Regions from separate parts of the Homo sapiens genome. Here region 1 is linked to region 2. Evidence: chromatin contacts called from ENCODE Hi-C or POLR2A ChIA-PET data. All regions are on one chromosome and are shown on one strand. The core of a region is the stretch at or near the end of the contact, and the rest is flanking DNA. Distances in the headings are between cores, read along the strand shown.

The links. Hi-C counts contacts between places; a loop is a spot of excess contacts on that map. ChIA-PET counts read pairs that join two places held with the same protein, here RNA polymerase II (POLR2A). Pooled maps may share reads with other maps.
Region 1: a loop to region 2 is called in a map of body of pancreas, with 2.0 times the contacts of the local background. The contact joins the enhancer-like site here to the promoter of KLF15 in region 2. A Hi-C loop is called at or near these places in 2 of 168 maps with a recorded cell type or tissue (CD14-positive monocyte and body of pancreas) and 1 of 50 pooled maps. POLR2A ChIA-PET finds 5 or more read pairs at or near these places in 1 of 52 experiments (activated T-cell).

What each region holds. Positions count from the first base shown.
Region 1 is chr3:126,457,946-126,460,645 of GRCh38, forward strand. It overlaps ZXDC (ZXD family zinc finger C), which reads right to left. Exons shown (of 10, transcript NM_025112.5): 7 at 1,708-1,792. Among named protein-coding and RNA genes, the nearest start is that of ZXDC, 17 kb to the right of the region's middle. Within about 2 kb of position 1,357, at least 3 of the 41 ENCODE cell types and tissues checked have a DNase peak (open chromatin) inside an H3K27ac peak, as active enhancers do; they include body of pancreas, where a contact is called at or near this core.
Region 2 is chr3:126,356,075-126,358,774 of GRCh38, forward strand. It overlaps KLF15 (KLF transcription factor 15), which reads right to left and starts at 1,334. Exons shown (of 3, transcript NM_014079.4): 1 at 1,163-1,334. RefSeq lists enhancers at 1-635, 636-1,395 and a silencer at 1,294-1,513.

The sequences.
Region 1 (2,700 bases), core at 107-2,606, 100 kb after region 2:
TAAGGTCCAGACTGGCACACTCGAAAGAACAATCAGTTTCTTCAACAAAAACCAGGCAAGACCTAGCAGAGAACCCTACAGCTGTCAAACAGTCAAGAGATGATGTATCAACCAGTAGTGACATATGAACCCCACTGGATTCTGATTCCAACAGACAGTTACATAAAATATTTGAGGCATCTGGGACAACTGAAAATTTGAACATTTGCTAGATACTGACATTAAGAAAATACTGTTAATTTTTAAAGAAGTGGCAACATTAGATGGCTATAATTTTTTTTAATGTCCTTACTTTTTTTTTTTTTTTTTGAAATGGAGTCTCACTCTGTCACCCAGGCTGGAGCACAGTGGCACAATCTCGGCTCACTGCAACCTCTGCCTCCTGGGTTCAAGCGATTCTCCTGCCTCAGCCTCCCAAGTAGCTAGGATTACAGACACGTGCCACCACGCCTGGCTAATTTTTTTGTGTTTTAGTAGAAACAGTGTTTCACCATGTTGGCCAGGCTGGTCTCGAACTCCTGACCTCAGGTGATCCACCCACCTCGGCCTCCCAAAGTGCTGGGATTACAGGTATGAGCCACCGCACCTGGCCAATGTCCTTACTTTTTAAAGATAATGCTGAAATATTTACAAAAACAGTAATGAAAACATCAAACCTCCTTTATAGATAGTACTCCAAAGCAATGTAATAAATAGGACACGTGTTATATACTTGAATGTTTGTCTCTTTTTTCTTCAAGATTATCTACCAGGTTCAATAAAGGCATCCGCTTTCCTTCATGAACTTTCCTTGGTATATGGTCAACTCTTTCTACAAATTTCACCACCACACTTCCTTCTATTATCTCTGCAAGTTCCATTCTGGTACTTTGTGAACTGTTGAGGTGTCCCTTCCTAAGTCACAATTCACACTGATGCATACACTATAGTGAAACACTGGCTTTAAGAAAACTGATTAACAGAAAACCGGCAATTGTTATTTATTTTAAATAAGAAGTCATAATACTATTAGGAATAGAGAGCAAGATATAAAATCATATCAACCCTTTTAGATAAATACAAAGGACAAATGAAATACACAAAAAACAATATATTTTAAAAATCCACTGTTAGTTTTTAGAAAAAGATTTAGCAGTTTCCATTAAGCACTACATCCCACTATTCCATTTTTAGGAAGGACAGATGCTTGAGGCCATAGGTTACCAGCTCTTGTTTGGTCTTTAAAAATGCAAGTAAGTTGCTAACATTTTCAAATAAGATTTCAACATAACTCTGACAATGCCACAGGACACACAGTTTGGCTCCATGTACACGTACCTGGGGACAGTGGCAGTCCCCAGGTCTCTGCCATGCCAAGATCAGGCCCCAAGGCCATTCAGCACCAGGCACAATCTCTGCTTTCCTGACAACTGGCCTGCTTTGCTTATTTACCTTAGTAGCCTTCCAGGTAACTGACACTGGTGTTTGAACGCTTAACTTTCACAAAGCTTGTTTAGGCAAATAAAATATGTTCATACTGATGCTGGGAATTTTGTTACTAATTTTTTCCCTTAAGTTCAAATAAAACTAAGGAGTTGATAAAAGGGTATTCTGAACAGAAAAGTAAAACCAAGAGCACAGAAACACCTGCTGTGTTTCTTCTGCCAGTAACAGTGACAGAGAACCCTCAGGCCCTTGCTCGTCCGGCTGCAGCACACACGGCCTCACCTGCATTGCTCCCCGCTCCTCTCTGCTTTTTTTCCTTGGCTAGTTGAATGGCTCGGTAATCAGTTCTTGCTGAGCCCCCACTTTCCTGAGACCAAAGAAAAGCATGTCAGTCACTTATCTAGACACAAAGGAAGGGTAGCAAGGGAGCTACAGAAGTGCCATAAGCCTGCTTCTGGGACATATCCGAGCTCCCAAAACCAGAGTCACCAGCAAGGCACACAAAGGGCCAAACGCTACATCCACTTGTGGCGAGGGCCGAACAAACTTGGAGCTGGAACAATGTATGTGACTTTCTTATCCAGAGAAGCAAAGTTCATTCCTTCATAGTCTAAAACATAGCCAAATATTTTAAACAGAAACTTTTAAAATCAATTACATACTTCTCTGCTTTCTGAAACAAACACCGAGCCTTGCCTGGGTAACCCAGGGTCACCTTACCGCGACACTTTTCACGCTGTTTCACACACGTGCATGGCAGGCCCGGGGCAGGTCCCACCTTAGAGACCCACTGTACAGGCTGCTCTGGTGGCAGGGGCTATACTTTGTCAAAGTCTTACACAAAAATAATAATGATGGTACTGAATTCAGGAACTTGCCTGAGGGAGTCAGACAGTACTCAGAGGACATCAGCTGTTGCAAGTCTGTGAACGTTTCCTAAGAAAGACAGTTTAACACTTATCGCTATGAAGAGAAAAAGAGCAGCCCTCAAAGCTCGTAGCATACCTGGGACCCATTCACCACACACCATTTGTACTCAGAGAAGCGAGGTAGCCCAACGTCACACAGCTAGCAAGAAAATGAACACGGGGTTAAGACCAAGGTCTTGCTGGCTTCTCTACCTCCACCCACAGCTGCAGCTGCACCAGGGAGCTTCCATTTCCCAAGGCACCGAGGCACACAGTCCTGGCACCAGGGACTGACTGAGCACTTGTCTCTGACCTGTGGCCACCTCCCATCCCTGCCCAGTCACCTGTACACTTAGCAACTACTATG
Region 2 (2,700 bases), core at 84-2,583:
CAGCGGCTGCAGGAACAACATGTAATTGATAACAAGCCCAGCGCCGGCCAAGGGCTTGCCATTGGGTCAGCGTGCAAATCACGGGGGTGGCGGCGGGGGCTGTCCTTCAAAATAAGAGTCTCCGGTCCCTGAGCCGCCCGCAGGCCCCAAAGTCGCAGAGTCCGGGCGTCCTCACACCTGTAGGGCGGCAGGGTCTCCCCAGGGGCCACCTGGTCCGGGGGGACAGGGGGAAGGAGATTTGAGGCTCTCAAACAATTGTTGATTTTGTCACCTCCGAGGGCCGTGGGAGAAAACAGCCCCTCTGTGCCCTCCGTGAGAGGGGGGTTCCATGAGTAACACCAAGGCGGGGAGGGAAGAGTGAACCGGACCACCATATGGGATGGGGACGGCCTCTCTGCCCCGCCGCCGCCATCCCTCGGTCAGGCCATGGCTTTGGTAATGTTCGGTCTGAGCGGACGGGGACTCAGCGTGGAGTGAGACGCGTGAACGGTGCGGGTGTGCGTGAAGGGGTGTGAGTTCCTGTCGTGTGACTGCGTGTGCGGGGCGTGGTGCGCGGCAGCCGCTGTGGCTGTGCGGGAGGCTGTCCGCGAAGGACTCGCGCGTGGAGCCGCCGTGGGTGCCGGCGGGTGAGGGGAAACGTGCGTGGGAAATGAAGAGAGCCGGCTCAGACCCCTTCTAGAGTCCTGGACCGCTGCCCGCTGGGCACCATGCCCTCGTCCCACGCCCCCCCCTTGCCCCCGACACTGCTGCGGTGACCGACAGTAACCCCTCCGTCTCCAGCCCCTCCGCCCCCCAACCCCGGGCTGGCCAGCGCGTCCGCTCTCCCCCTCCTCTCACCAGGCCGCGCCGGTGCCCACCATATGGGAGGGCCGGCCCGCAAGGCGCGCCACGGAATCGCCCGGCCAGGCACCGAGGCGGCGGCGCGGGCCTCAGCAAAGTGCTGGTGGGCGACCGGGGCGGGGGGGGTCACCTCCCCCGGGCCAGTCCGACCCCTGCCCACCTCCGCGGGGGCCCATCCCGCTCCTCCGACATTCCTCCAGCACTCGCGCGGTGCCTCCGAGAGCTGCGCGGGAGCACGGCCACGCGCCCCGAGGCCGGCCAGCCCTCTGATCACCCGGGGCCGCGTCCACGCGGCCGGCCGGCCCCGCCGCGCCTCTCCCACCTGAACTTGGCGCACGCCGGACCGGCGGCCAGGCCCCGGCGGTCCTGCGGCCGGGCGGGCTGGGCTGGGGGCGGCGGCTAGACTCTCGGTCCGGCGGCGGCCGGGGGCCGAGCCGCGGGTCCTGCGCTGGCTCGATCGCCCGCCGGCCCGCGGGTCGCTGCGGCGGAGCACTAGCCCGCCCGCAGCTCGCTGGGCACTCACTCCCCGCCGCTCACGTGACGCAGCGGGCGCCGCGAAGGCTCGCAGGAGGCTCGGCCCCGGGCGCGCGCCCCATTGGCCCGCGCTGCGCGTCACACGTCCCGCCCCGCCCTGGCCCCGCCCTGGCCCCGCCCCGGCCCGCCCGCGCGGCTCCCGGACTTGAGCGGCGGATGCTCGGGGATCCCGGAGCTGCCAGACGCGCACGCCCCCCAACACGCTGCCTGGTCCCTGGCCCGCAGCCACCTCCTTGCTTCCCACCTCTCGCCGCTGTCTCGCGGCGTCCACGAGGGCCGGCTTCTAAAGCTCGGTTCCCAAGGTGAGAACGTGAGACTGGCCTGAAGACTTAAGAAAAGCTCTGAGATCGCCCCAAAGTGCAGTCTGCGTGATTGAGCGGGAAGCGCTGGGGAGCCTGTCTGGCCCGGTCTGGCCCACGTCCCCACCTTCATCCCCAGCGCGGTACAAGCAGCTCTGTCCCCCGCTGAGTGTCAGATAAATCACTTGCCTAGAAGGACGTATTTTTGGATAAATACGGTATTGGGCTTTCAGCAGGACAATCAGTTACCCTCCGGAAATTGCGCGCGCTCTGCGCTGCCACCCTGCCCTCCAGGACTAAGGAGGTTTGCTGACCGGCCCCCCCCCCCCCCACCTGAAACCAATGACACCTTGTCTCTGGGGCACCTTTCTGAAGACCAAACAATGCTTCGCAGTCTACAAAAGCGTTCGTAGACTGCTTTAGTCCGCAGCAATCCTGGCTCGCATTTGGGTTCCCGCTTAGAGACAGGAAGAGTAAGGCTCAGAGTGGCTTGCCCAAGAAAAACACGTGGGCTGACGGTGCTAGGCACCCTGCTGTGCCCTTTAATCCACACTCCAGCTGGATCCTCAGCCAAGCACTTTACAGATGAAGAAACCGACTCAGAGAGGGCACCAGCCCTCCCCAGCCCCACAGCTGGGAAGGAGCAGGTAGAGAGGTAGAGCCAGGTCATCTTGCAGACACCCCCAGGCCACCTGTGCAGAGCTGTCCTACTGAGCTTCCTTCCTCTCCCCTCCTGGCACTGGGAGGTGGGGAGCATTTTCTCCTGCTTCTTCTTGAAGACATTGCTAGAACAGGAATTTTTAACCATACCCTTTCCAGGCTCTCTGGAATGCTATAGGTCTAGGCTTGCTTGACCAGGGATCTGGGGACACTGTGCACCAGGTCAGTGCCAGGGATTCAGCTGCTGCTGCCACTAGGAGCCAAACCAATGCGTTGCCAGAGGGCTTTAAGGACATTTGTGTTGAGGATGGTGAGAGGCTTTCTAGTTCACAGAAGTTGGAATGACCACTCTGGCATTACAGCAGCC